Regions from separate parts of the Homo sapiens genome. Here region 1 is linked to region 2. Evidence: chromatin contacts called from ENCODE Hi-C or POLR2A ChIA-PET data. All regions are on one chromosome and are shown on one strand. The core of a region is the stretch at or near the end of the contact, and the rest is flanking DNA. Distances in the headings are between cores, read along the strand shown.

What was found. Hi-C counts contacts between places; a loop is a spot of excess contacts on that map. ChIA-PET counts read pairs that join two places held with the same protein, here RNA polymerase II (POLR2A). Pooled maps may share reads with other maps.
Region 1: a loop to region 2 is called in a map of naive thymus-derived CD4-positive, alpha-beta T cell, with 6 times the contacts of the local background. The contact joins the promoter of CDCA7L here to the promoter of POLR1F in region 2. A Hi-C loop is called at or near these places in 1 of 168 maps with a recorded cell type or tissue (naive thymus-derived CD4-positive, alpha-beta T cell) and 9 of 50 pooled maps. POLR2A ChIA-PET finds 5 or more read pairs at or near these places in 1 of 52 experiments (activated naive CD4-positive, alpha-beta T cell).

What each region holds. Positions count from the first base shown.
Region 1 is chr7:21,941,941-21,948,499 of GRCh38, reverse strand. It overlaps CDCA7L (cell division cycle associated 7 like), which reads left to right and starts at 2,601. Exons shown (of 10, transcript NM_018719.5): 1 at 2,601-2,719. The coding sequence starts at 2,696. RefSeq lists enhancers at 2,003-2,252, 1,937-2,647, 2,643-2,792, 6,306-6,559 and a silencer at 2,933-2,982.
Region 2 is chr7:19,707,651-19,713,482 of GRCh38, reverse strand. It overlaps POLR1F (RNA polymerase I subunit F), which reads left to right and starts at 4,446. Exons shown (of 4, transcript NM_001002926.2): 1 at 4,446-4,720. The coding sequence starts at 4,467. RefSeq lists enhancers at 4,294-4,573, 4,115-4,717, 4,684-4,753, 4,718-5,322.

The DNA.
Region 1 (6,559 bases), core at 1,352-3,851, 2.2 Mb before region 2:
TAGGGAGGACAGCTTTCATAGGGGAATTTTATCTCCTGCTTTTAAGAAACAACATTAAGTTCAGAGTGATCTTCTCCTACCTGCTTTTTTTTTTTTTAAGTGCTTTTAACTAAAAATAGTGAATATGCCAGAGCAGCATATTTTAGTGTGGCATTATTAACTCCTTTGGCTTCTAATCACAAATTTCTTACCTTGTTCAAGGTACTGGGGACCAAGTTTTTACTCTCTCATGGAAACATTTAAAAAGCAATCAAGCATGGATTTCTAGACAGACTTCTTAAAAGAAGTTGCAAACATTATGTCTTCTTTTTCTGTGTTGCAATATGTATACTGTTGCATCTGGAAGGGACACTCATTCTTGCAGTGCCATGATGAAACCCAGTGCTCACATCCCGTGAACCCTATCAGTAATAATTATTAGAAAGTATTACTGCAGTGCCATGTTTAAATCCTCTGGTTCCTTAGAGATTTTCCCAAAGCCTGACCAAAACAAAACAAAACAAAACAAAACAAAACACACCACTATATAATCAATTACTAAATACCATCAAACGTGTACAGGCTTTGCTAAGCACAGGAAGAAAATTTAGGGGTTGTCATCTGAAGACTTAGGGTTAGTTATGGCAAATTTCTAAACAGAAAGGTTCAACAGCTTACAGGTTTCCTGATACAGAAGTAGCTAGTCTAGGCTGCTTCAAGTGTTTTGCAAAATCTGACCTGCTTCAAATTTGTGCTCCCTTTTCCAAAATTGATTTGATTTAACCTACAATGAAAAGAAGTGCAAACAAGATCAGCAGTTCATGAGGAAGCAACTATCTAAAAAAAAAAAAAGAGGAAGAAGAGCTCTGATTGAATTAATTTTCACTCTAAGCTTCCTGGCAGCCAAAGGGAAAAAATACAGAAAAATGGAAAGAATGTTGGATCTGGAGGCATAAGGAATGGTTTTCAGTTTGGCAGTCTGCTGCTGTCACTTAGTGGCAGGGTGGCAGGGATCTCTTAATGTATTTTCTTAGATTCTGTTTCCTTATTTTAAAAATGTGGACAATAAGGATCTGGAAGGATATTGAGAGGATTCAAGGAGATACTGCATGTGAAGGAAAACTCTAAAGCATAATAAAAATGAAGTGGCCATAATGAATAAATAACATTATCCAATAAAAACAAAACATTTTAAGTCACACAATGTTGTATTGGTTTTACTACCACCAGGAAGTGAGAACACTGAGGGCTGGAACATGAAAGCACATAACACATGTTGTTTGCTGAACTAACCAAAGGAAGGAAGGAAACCTTTTCCATGTTTTCTCTTCAAGCTTGAGTAAATGTTTGGCAAATTTCATTCACTCGTTCAATAAAGAAAAGATGAACGTCAGATCCTAAGCAGCTGAGAGGGGCTGCAGAAGGTCCTATGCGTACAGGATGCTCTACTGTAAACCTATGACCACGGTTCTAAATAGGTGTGCAACACTGTCCAGCAAACCTGCTGTGATTTCAGGACAACTTCATTTACCATTCTCCCCACTCTCTACTTCAACTCTCCCACAATTTCCACAAACTTAATTCCTCACTCTTCATATCTGAACTCTAAGAAGTATTCCCTGACCTCTATCAGATTGTCTTCCTATTTCACACCACCATTAATACCACTTGCCTTTTTTCTCATGGCATCATCGCTCCAAATTTACATTTATTTGCATCATCATTACATTTGTCATTGATAGTGGTATCAAATTAATATTAATTATAAATCTAATTTATAAAATTTACATCGTTATTACACTTATTTGCATCATTATTGTATTTATTTAGAATAATGCAATTAGGTTGGTAACTGGCTCTCAGGCTGTAAACTCCAACAGAGCAGGGGCCTGTTTTTGTTCACCCTTCTGTTCCTAGGACTAGCCCAGTGCCTGATGCTTAGTAGATGCCGGGGTCAATTCTGTTAAATTAGTCAGCATTCCTGACCTCTACAAACTCTTTGTCTGGTGGGTGTGGAGGCCTACTGTGTAATGGCCGTCTAAAGTTTCAGGCGGGTTTGCATCTGTCCACCTGGGCCTTGGTAAAGAAACCTGGGTTGCCTGTTCTGCAAAGTGAACCCTGTAGCAAATGTTTTGGGAGACAGAATCTTCCCAAAGAGAACCCTGCCCCGTTACAACAACAAAACAAAACAAGCCCCAAAGCCGCCCTACAATATTTGCCTGGATCAGAGACAGGGGTTGCAGCAGAAGCTCGCGCCCCAGGGCATGACCTGGAATAAACCCTGCCAAGTATCCAGCGCGCGTGCCAGCTGGAGGCTGCGCCGGGACAGCCCCCTCATTTCTCCCGCGCTAAACCCCGCCGGACGGCTCCACTCCCTCCCTCTGCTGCAGGGGGGAGCCCGGCGCCCTAACACTGGTAATTGCTCTTGCCGCGCCCAACTGCAGCCCCCTCTCGCGCCGCCTGCGAAGACAAGGTCAGTGGCCGCGAAGTTGGAACGTGATCGGAGCCACGAGGCCCAGTGAGGCGGCACCGAGGGGGCAGCGCAACGCGCTCCCCCTGTCCAGGGCGTCAAGTGCGCCCCTCCCGGGGCCCGCCTGTGCTCCGGGCGGAGCGCGCTAGCTGCTCGGGCGCGGGGCGTTCTTGGTGCGCCGGGCCGTGGTGAGTCCGGGCTCCCGTGGCCGCGTGCTGGGAGGAGACTGGAGCCCGGTTAGGAAGAATGGAGTTGGCGACTCGCTACCAGGTGAGGGTCCGGCCGCCCGCCGCCGTCCGGACGCACCCACAGTTTGACTTCCCTTTGCCACCCGGTCCTGCTGGCCTTGGGCTGGAAACGTGGCCCTTGGCTGCGGCACTGGGGATCTGGCGCGCCCAGCCGGTTGAGTGCCGGAGTGGGCGCGCCCTGCAGGTGTGCGCAGTGGGTCACGTTTGTGCTACGCGGACCACAGAGGCCGGTCGCCCCAGCACACAACCGCGCTCAGCCTGGCGCTCTGCTCAGTCTCGGGTGGCCGCCGGGGGTGCAGGCGGGGAGCTAGCGGGGCGCAGCGCCTGCGTTTGCAGCCCTCGTGAGACGGGGGAGGGGCTTTTTTTGTGCACTCCCCACACTTTCTCCGGGAATTGGCACAGAGATCAGGAAGCTTAAGAAAGTTGTAATTTTTTTTTTTTAACAGTCGATCGCCAGACCAGTCCAACTTGGATAATGGAGTTTAAAAATAATAACTTTAGTGTTTATTCTAGAACTTTTGTAAACGTTTTCAAGGAATTAGTAACCATTTGGGGGAAATGGTAACGTCATTGGGCCGAGTTAAACAAGCTGCAAGATCCCAAATCATATGCACAGCACGACCCCAATTACGCGTTAAGGGCCTAACTCGTCTTTAAAACTCATTAGCAAACACTTGAGTAAGTTCCCCCAAACGTTTCAGTGAGTAGTGGGAATGTGAACGTGACTTCAGTTTTCTCTTTTTACTTCTTAAAAGAGCTTTTCTCTACGTTATCGTAATGGAGATACATGTTTACTTAGAAGTAAGCAATAAAAACATTTTTCATAAGAACTAAAAATACAACCTTTAAAAAGGGAAACAAGCAGCCACGCCTCTGCTTGTGGGAGCACGGAGATGCTTTGTGCGAGGATTGTTTTTTTTTTTTTTTCCACTTGTTTTATTGAGAGTCGCGAGACTCACTGCTTCCACCTTGCTTCCGACTGGTGTTTACTTTCCTCCACCTGCGTGCCTGGCCCGGGAGAAGGGGAGGCGGGGCCGCCAGCGTTGGAAGGCGCAGAGTGCCCGGCGCCCGAGCCCAAACCGCTGTCACCTGCCCGAGTCTGGCGGCAAAGACTGAGCCACTAACGGTAGCTTTGGCCTTTTAGTAATTTCTGAAGCCTTCCTGAAAATGGTCGCTTGAGAAAAATCTGTTGTTGATGTTTCTGAGAATATTTTTAAAATGCCTCCTGTGAGATAAACTATTAAAAGCAAGGGAAACAGTAAAGCCTACGGAATGAGACAGGGTTCGATTTTTTATTTTTTGCCACTGGCTTTTACCGTGTATTAGCATCCTTTTTTTTTTTTTTTTTTTTTTGGAGACGGAGTTTCGCTCTTGTCCGGGGTGGAGTGTAATGGCGCGACCTCGGCTCACTGCAACCTTCGCCTCCCGGGTTCAAGCAATTTTCCTGCCTCAGCGTCCCGAGTAGCTGGGATTACAGGCGCCCGCCACCACGCCTGTCTAATTTTTTGTATTTTTTTTTTTTTTTTAGTAGAGACAGGGTTTCACAATGTTGTCCAGTCTGGTCTTGAACTGCTGACCTCAGGTGATCCACCTGCCTCGGCCTCCCAAAGTGCTGGGATTACAGGCGTGAGCCACCACTTCCGGCTGGCGTCCTAACCTTCTAGGAGTTTCTGTTGCTACAGGACTAAAAACAAAAAACAAACCCTCTGGATGGAGATTTGAGCTCCTTGTGAGTTTAGTCAGAAAATGTATCTGGAATTTATCACTCCGGAGCTCCTTGTGAATGTAATCAGAAAATGTTTCTGGAATGTGTCACTCCTGTTGTTAAGCTGGAGAGTTCTTTGCACTTCCACTACTGATATTCATAATTCATGCTTAGGAAACTCAGAAGTCCCAGAATGTGTAGTTGGAAGTGAGCGTTTACTGCCACACAATGAGGCTAATTTTTGGTAGTTCTAAAATGTTAAATAAACTATTTATCATGTAGGGGTTACCCACAAATTATATCCGATCCATTATGCACCAATTAAGGCAAATTACTATATGTAAGATGATCAGGGTTTTTTTTTTTTTCCTTTTCTGAAGACCTAATTGGCAGTGCAAATCAAAGATGTGTGATGGTTTTTCCAGTGGAAATGTTCCTGTTCATCGTAATTTAAATGTGCACAGATTATAGTCTCTAAATTAGTGGAGAGTGGTTCTGTGGGGTGGGCAGGTGACTGCGGATAAGAACACTTAATGAACATTTCAGGCACAGCAAGATGTTAAATTCGTGTGGTTCCACCCTGTCCCCCAGCCTTATGAATAAAGCAATGTGATGAACCACCTGAAGTGGCATTACTGCACATCAAATGTCGCTCAGCTCAGTGTGCAGTGGGTTTTCATCTCACACATTGGAGTAAGTATAATTTCTATCGCTTGGAAAGCGCAGAGCTAAGTGTTTCAGCAAAGCAGCTTAGGCCTAATGTTATGAGTAAGAAGCAAACAAGGAGACTCATTTACTCTGAACTACTTTCGAGTCTGCTTTCCTGCCATCCCACCAGTGTGTTGGATTTGATGTCCTCTGACAGTGATTACGCTTCCCCCAGGCTGTAGTCTTGTCGTGCTGACCACTGTGTCTTTGTGCTTTTATATAAAATGACAGAAATAGCTCGTAAAGGCAAGGGTGTGATCCCTGACTAAGAGCTGTCAACAGTGCAGCTCATGGGAGCTCCAGCTTGCTGCAGCTCCGTAGGAGAGAAACTGGTAGGCACTGAATGTCAGTGTTCTCCTCGTACTCTGTTCTAGCTCCAGAGTACAGGATGGCCCATTTGAGAAGGAAATGATGCTAAATGTTCTTGTAAATAGGCAGGAGCACGCTGTTGAAGGGGTAAAGGGGTATTTTTCTGGTATTGGTCTCTTAGCTGCAAAGTGCTCCCATCTGATCCTGTTGTTTAACATGTAATTCCAGAGCCCCAGAAGCTGGTCACAGAAAGGACAATGATTTGCCACTCTAATAGTCTTGTATTTAAAACGCTCCTTGGTTGTTCTGTGTTCTGCTGGCTACCCCATCCATAGCAGAGCAGGATTCTCAAAAATCAGGCGAAAACCTCAGAGATCATAATGATTCTGATCAGGTACACAGGCCAGGAAACAATGAGATAATTGTGGCCTAAAACAATTACAAACATTAGAGTAAATTAATGAAAAAGATTAGAACATCATTGGAATAGAATAAGCCAGGCATTACATTTAAACTGCTCTTGAGAGTTTTCCTTTACTCAAAGTTATGTTTTAGAATATTTACCTCCAGTATACAGTTTTGTTTTAGAAAAGACTCGGCTTTATTCACCAAAATGGAATAGATTACAGGCTACTTAAAGTAGGTAGGGATAGAGATAAGAAAATACTACTGGGGCCATTTTGTTCTTTTTGTTTATGAAAAGCAGTGCTTTCTGTAGTTTTTTTGAAATAGGACCATTCAGAGGCATATTTGGTAAATACCACTGAAGTTAACACTCAGAAAAATGTATCTTCCATAGTAGTAAATGCTAGCACCCTGCATGCAGCACAGAAATAAAGTGTGGAGTCTCACAGTGCAAGGGGCCTGAGCTTTAGTTCAAATAAATCGTTGATGTTTCCTGCCTGTTTTCCTTCATGATCATCAGCTGAGGATAGAGGGCTTGCTGACTGGGTTAGTACACTGATCAGATAGTCAGTTGAGCACCGGTTATGTGCTAGGCATTGGTAGGGTGGAAGAACAAAGACACAGAAAACACGCCTCTTTCCCCACACTCTCTACCAGAAGGCCATGCTTGAACTCCCTTCCTCTTCTGCTTTTGCCAGAGCTCAGCTGGCTCCTGCTCTGTGCTATGGGGACCTG
Region 2 (5,832 bases), core at 3,197-5,696:
GGCATATGACTGTTAGCAATACAGAGAGGATAGCTACCATCATGAGGCTGACATTTCTTTTAGAATACAGGCTTCTCGCTTGTAAATATATGTCATTAGTGTAATCAATTCATAAAGATTATCTGTCAGTGATTTACCTAGGGCACTTGGCATAGCATCTGGCAGGTTTGTAGTAAAGTTTACCTGTGATAATGTTGGTCATTGTGATGTTGACACTCATCACTCATTCCACCAATTTGATATAAACAGTCATATAAGTGTGATTAAATCCTTCCTGTCAGTACTAGTATTGCTCTTTATCCAGGGTGGGCATTCCTAGGGACGTATATACCCCTGATATATGACAGAAGAAGCTTCTGAGCCTCTCTGAGGCAAAGAACAAAGTACATGAGATCAGATGTACCCCATACATTGGATTGACATTGTGGAAGTTCTAGAGTCTAGACAGAAGGTCTTGTGTGCTTCCTGCTCTATCTTGGAAATCTGCATAGCTGCCAGGAGAGCAAGCTCACTCTAGCCTGCTGGAACACCAGACACATGGGGCCACACATGAGGACAGATGCACAAGTGAACCCAACTGAGTGCTGCCCAAATTTGTACCCATAGAATTATGAGTTAAATTAATAGTTTTATTTAAAGCCACTACATTTGAGGATAGTTTGTTATGCAGCAAAAGCTAACTGATACAATGACATTTTTCATGGAATGCTCTTTATAGGAATTTTTTATGCAAACCATTACATATAGTCAAAAATTCCTGTCTGATTCCATCTTCACATAATCCTACTGTAATAATTTTAGCTTTTTGAAAAATGAAAGAAATGTGCCTAACATCACACATCTAGTAAGTGACAGAGCCAGGATATGAACTCAAGCAATGTGACTTTAGCATCTAGGAGGCTCTTCTCCTTGTATTAAGGCTGGTGCAAAAGTAAGCGTCATTTTTCCCACTAAGAGTAATGGCAAAACCCACAATTACTTTTGCACCAACCAACACTATTAAATCATCTAAAACTAGAGTATGTCCTGTAACAACTTAAATCTTCTGATTAAGTTTCTGATTTTTTTCTGTATAAACATTAAAATAATATATAAAAATTCACAAAAATAAAAGGAAAGTATAAATTCATACTCAAGAGATGACTAACTTTAACATATGGTATAGACATGTGTCGCTTAATGACAAGGATACATTCTGAGAAATGCATAATGAGGCAATTTCATCATTGCATGAACATCATAGAGCATACTTACATAAATCCAGATGACATACCTTACTACACACTTACGCTATATGATGTGCTATGCTAATCTCCTCCTTTATCAGCTTTGGTCATGTACATAGAAAATGTGAAGATCTTTAGTAATTGAAAGGATAAGTTATGGCATAAGTCATGCCTGGGTTAGATTCCTTGATTGATAAATAGCCTATTGCTATTTAGCTGGTTGATAAATAGCCTGTAGCCTATTGCTCCTGGTCTACAAACCTGGACAGCCTGTTACTGTACTGAATACTGTAGGAAACCGTAACACAGTGGCAAGTATTTGTGCAACTAAGTATATCTAAACATAGAAACGATACAGTAAAAAGACATGGCATTATAAACTTACAGGGCCACCGTCATATAGATCAGCTGTTGTTGACCTAGATGCATGAATACAATCATGTGCCCCATGATTTTTTTCTAAGCATATAAATGTGCATGTGTTCTGTAACAATCAGAGCATATGTCACATATTACTTTGTAACCACCATTATTTATTTCAGCAAACCACCAATTTTTGCACATTTATGTTGCTCCAGGGATTATCTGATTGTGAGGAATAGAAACACACTAATATAATAAGGTATATGTGTGTGCATGCTGGAGGTGGCAAGGTCAGTGATAAAATAATACAGACAGTTGCACAGGAAATTTTCTCTCTCTTCCTCTGAGGCCATTGGTCATGGGGTCAAAATTATTTCTAACTTTCTTTCTCCTCCTTGTAGAATGAAGATCTTCTCAGCACATTGCCTTTGACTTGACAGAGCTTTTCATGAGACAGGGACCACCAATGCCTTACTTTTTGTGGAACTTGGACAAATTTTAGAGAAAAATAAAATGGTTCAGTTCAACTACAGGTCTTTGAACAAATAAACTTTGTATATGTCTGCAGGGTAGGGTAGGTAGGAGGAACTCATGGTTATTTCTGTTTTCTTCCCTGTGTCGAAGGTGGAGCAGGTTAATTTGTAAAGTAACCCCACAATGGTGAACACTGGCATGCAGGCAGAATCACCTTGTTCGCTCTCAAATCATGCAGAGCATGGATAGCAGCTAATGATCAAGTCAGAATTTTTAAAACTGAAAATGAGAAAATCAGTTTCAAAATTTAAACAAGCAAACTTCTAACTGCAACTGGACATACCTAGGGTTACAAAACTACTGCATGGGTGCACTACATTTACTAGTTGTGAAAGATTATTACTGGAATATTTGATTTCAGGTAACGTTTTGTTTTGATCAAATTGTCATGATGTCCAGCTTGTTTTTTACTAAATTCTTTCTTGGCCAAATTGTTTTCATTCAAATCACTTACAGCCAGTCTAGATCCATCTTGACTGTAAGGTGTAGTCACCTGGAGAGGTTTTGATTGAATTGATCTGTGATGTCATCCGGGCATCAGGAGTTCTTAAAGCTCCTCACCTTAGGTGACTTCATTGTTTAGCCAAGTTTGAGCACATTGAACAAAAGGGTCCTGCACAGGGGTATCACAGGACTTTGCAACAAAATGAAGGTAAAAGCCATTATGTTTCCCATTTATGGACTTAAAAGTGTCTACTATTAGGTTTTGGGGGCAGTCTCATCCCACTATCATCTCATGCTGAGTTTGCAGTTATTTAAGGAATATTAAAGAAAATGCCTTTTATTTATCTTGTTTGACCCTCCTATCATCTCTCTAAGGTAGCAGGGCAAGTATTATTTTTCGTATTTTACAAGTCAGAAATCAGGTTTAGAGAGGCTAAGAGGCTTTTTGCAGTATTTAGGAGATGAGGGAGTATGTTAATACTCACATCACTGCTATACATTTCTCTTGGCACTTATCCAGCATAACCTGTTATATGTTTATGTTTAGATCCCACTTCCACTTAGGCTGTGAGCTCTTTATCACTTATTATTTATTAACTCACTATCAGGTTATTCATTCAAGATGTATTGGTTGGGTTTTTCTTGGTTTCGTTTCTTTGGAGGAGGGATAAATTGTGGGGGGCTACTGTAGTGAACAATACAGATATTATGGTCCCCACTTTAGTGAGTGTAGGAATCTATTGATGGAACAGGCAAGCAAAGACAGTTAATAAAAAATTAACATAAAAACCAACATAGATGGGTAACTACCTAATCCTTATAGAGAAAGAGGAGTGGGGTGCTTGAAAACTCTTTGCAAAGGTATAGAATGTAAAATCTAAGCTAGAAATTCATACATGAGTAGAATTTACCCTTGTGAAAAATGCTATTATATTCCCTGGTGGAAGGAACAGCGTGAGACTGCACAAAGAGAGACCTGAAAGTAGATCAAGCAGCATGATAATATTAGGGTGGGGAGTGTGACAAATGAAGCTGAAGAGAGAGGCTGTGTGCCCACGCAGATCACAAAATGGCCTTGTAACTTATAAGCCATTTTCATGAGTTTGTGTTGTCCTAGAGAAAATGGGGTGCCTATGTAGGGCTTAAACAGGGCACAACACGATCATATGTATTTCAGGGAAGATCTGGCTGCCCCAGAGTGTCCTCCTGACCATTGAGCTAGGCTTCCACAGGCAGGGAGTCCTGCGGTTTTGGCGGCAGGGAAAGAGAATAGTGTCCAAATAGAATGATATTTCCACTTTGGGCAATACAGGTCTTCAGGCTGATTTGATACTTGGGGATACAAAAGAGGATCCGAGGCTGACAGCTTGGCTGTATGATTCCCTGATTTAGCAGTTGCATAATGAGAAGAGAAGCGGGACAGGAGAGAACTAGTGGGTTCGTTTTCAGATGCGTTGCATTACAATTATCAGGCCTGCTTAGGATTCCGTGTACTGCATAAAATATACTCCATAAATATTTTGATTTTTTATTGTACAGTCCAAGCCTGTAAAATTCTACCAAACCCACCTCACTACTGGAAATGATCAAAGTGAGAACCCCCATTTTTAAGCTACCTACTTAATCCAATAAGCCTCTGTGCGAAAACACACATTTGCCTGCCCTTAAAAGAGCAGTCGGTTGGCTTTCCTGCGTGCTCAATGCATTTCCGAGGCTCTAAGCTCCCGTTCTCGAAGCGCGAAAACGCGGTTCCCCCTGCTGGTCAGGGCTGCGTAATGCAGCGAAAAGAGGGGAAATTCCTAGGGGCGTGGTCGTTGGTGGATGGCGTAAAACGAGCGCCGGGGACATGGGATTGTGCTTGCGTCAACGGCGCGCGCCGTGGGAACCTTGACAAGCAGCATGGCTGCAGGTTGCTCAGAGGCGCCGCGGCCAGCGGCGGCTTCTGATGGGTCTCTGGTAGGGCAGGCTGGCGTCCTGCCTTGCCTAGAGTTGCCGACTTATGCCGCTGCTTGTGCGCTGGTGAACAGTCGCTACTCATGCCTGGTGGCCGGGCCGCACCAAAGGCACATCGCGCTGTCGCCCCGCTACCTTAACAGGAAACGCACCGGCATTCGAGAACAGCTTGATGCGGAGCTCCTTCGCTATTCTGAGAGGTACCGATCTCTTTGCCTGTTCCTTCTTTTGTGCACGGGAAGTAAAGCAGGTGGATGTGCTGACGACGCAGCAGAAAGGGGCAAATGGCAAAGGTCGCATTGCCCCCCAGAGCTTAGCCCCCTGGATTTCTAGAGTCGCGATCCGTCCCTCAAGGCCAGTACCGCTCTGGTAAAGATCTATACAGGGTCCCTTTCATAGATAGAGAAGAAAACTTAAAGATGAAGTTCAGGTGTGGGCGGAGGGAGTGGAGATTCTTGCTCCAGAACCCTGGTGTAGGGGTAGGAAAAGACCAGGGATCTGGAGACCTAGTAGGCCCAGTTCTGTTTGGCATTCAACGTTTCATTTATCCCCTTACGGATGATGCTTTCTCATTTGACGATAAAAATCTGGTTTGCAGTGCTTGAGTAGATTCTCATTCCATAGAAGATAGCATACGAAGCATTAGTACAACCGTTCTATTTGTAAAACATGAAGGACCTTTTTTGTTGTTGGATTTCGCTCTGGTAATTTCCCCATTTTCTCTTCTCTTGGACCTGATCTGGGGATTATGAAAATGCCATTAGTTTAGCGGGATTTTGTTGTTTTTAAGAAGATTTATTCAGTCGAACTAGTGAGCCTGTTGCTTTGGGGAGAGAAAAAACCAAAACGTATGCATTTATATTACGGTATTCAAAAGTGACTTGAAAACTTAGAATTACAGAGGTGTGGGGCGGGGGGCGCGGGCATGTGCTTGAGTATTCCTCTGGACTATACTTTGGTTTAAAAGCGGGGTTCTAAAACTAGAGGGAATGGATTCTCTAGGGATTCATGATTGCCCTTCAGGAATTCCTATGTGAAGTTCCTTGGGCACTGCATCGGAAGTTTTTATCAGTTTCTTAAGGGATCCTGGACCTCCACCCATGTCTAGAATCTGCAGATTCTTCCAAGCACCAATATACACTTCTTGTATGTTTATATTACATACCGAACACTTGAGATACAAAAACAAAAAATAAAATCTCTGTTTCAAGGAGCTTTAAGCTGTAGGAGAGATACAAATACAAGCCAATAAATAGTAAAGTGTTAAAATTTGACAGAAATCTAATAAGATAAGGAGTGTAGAATTTGGATC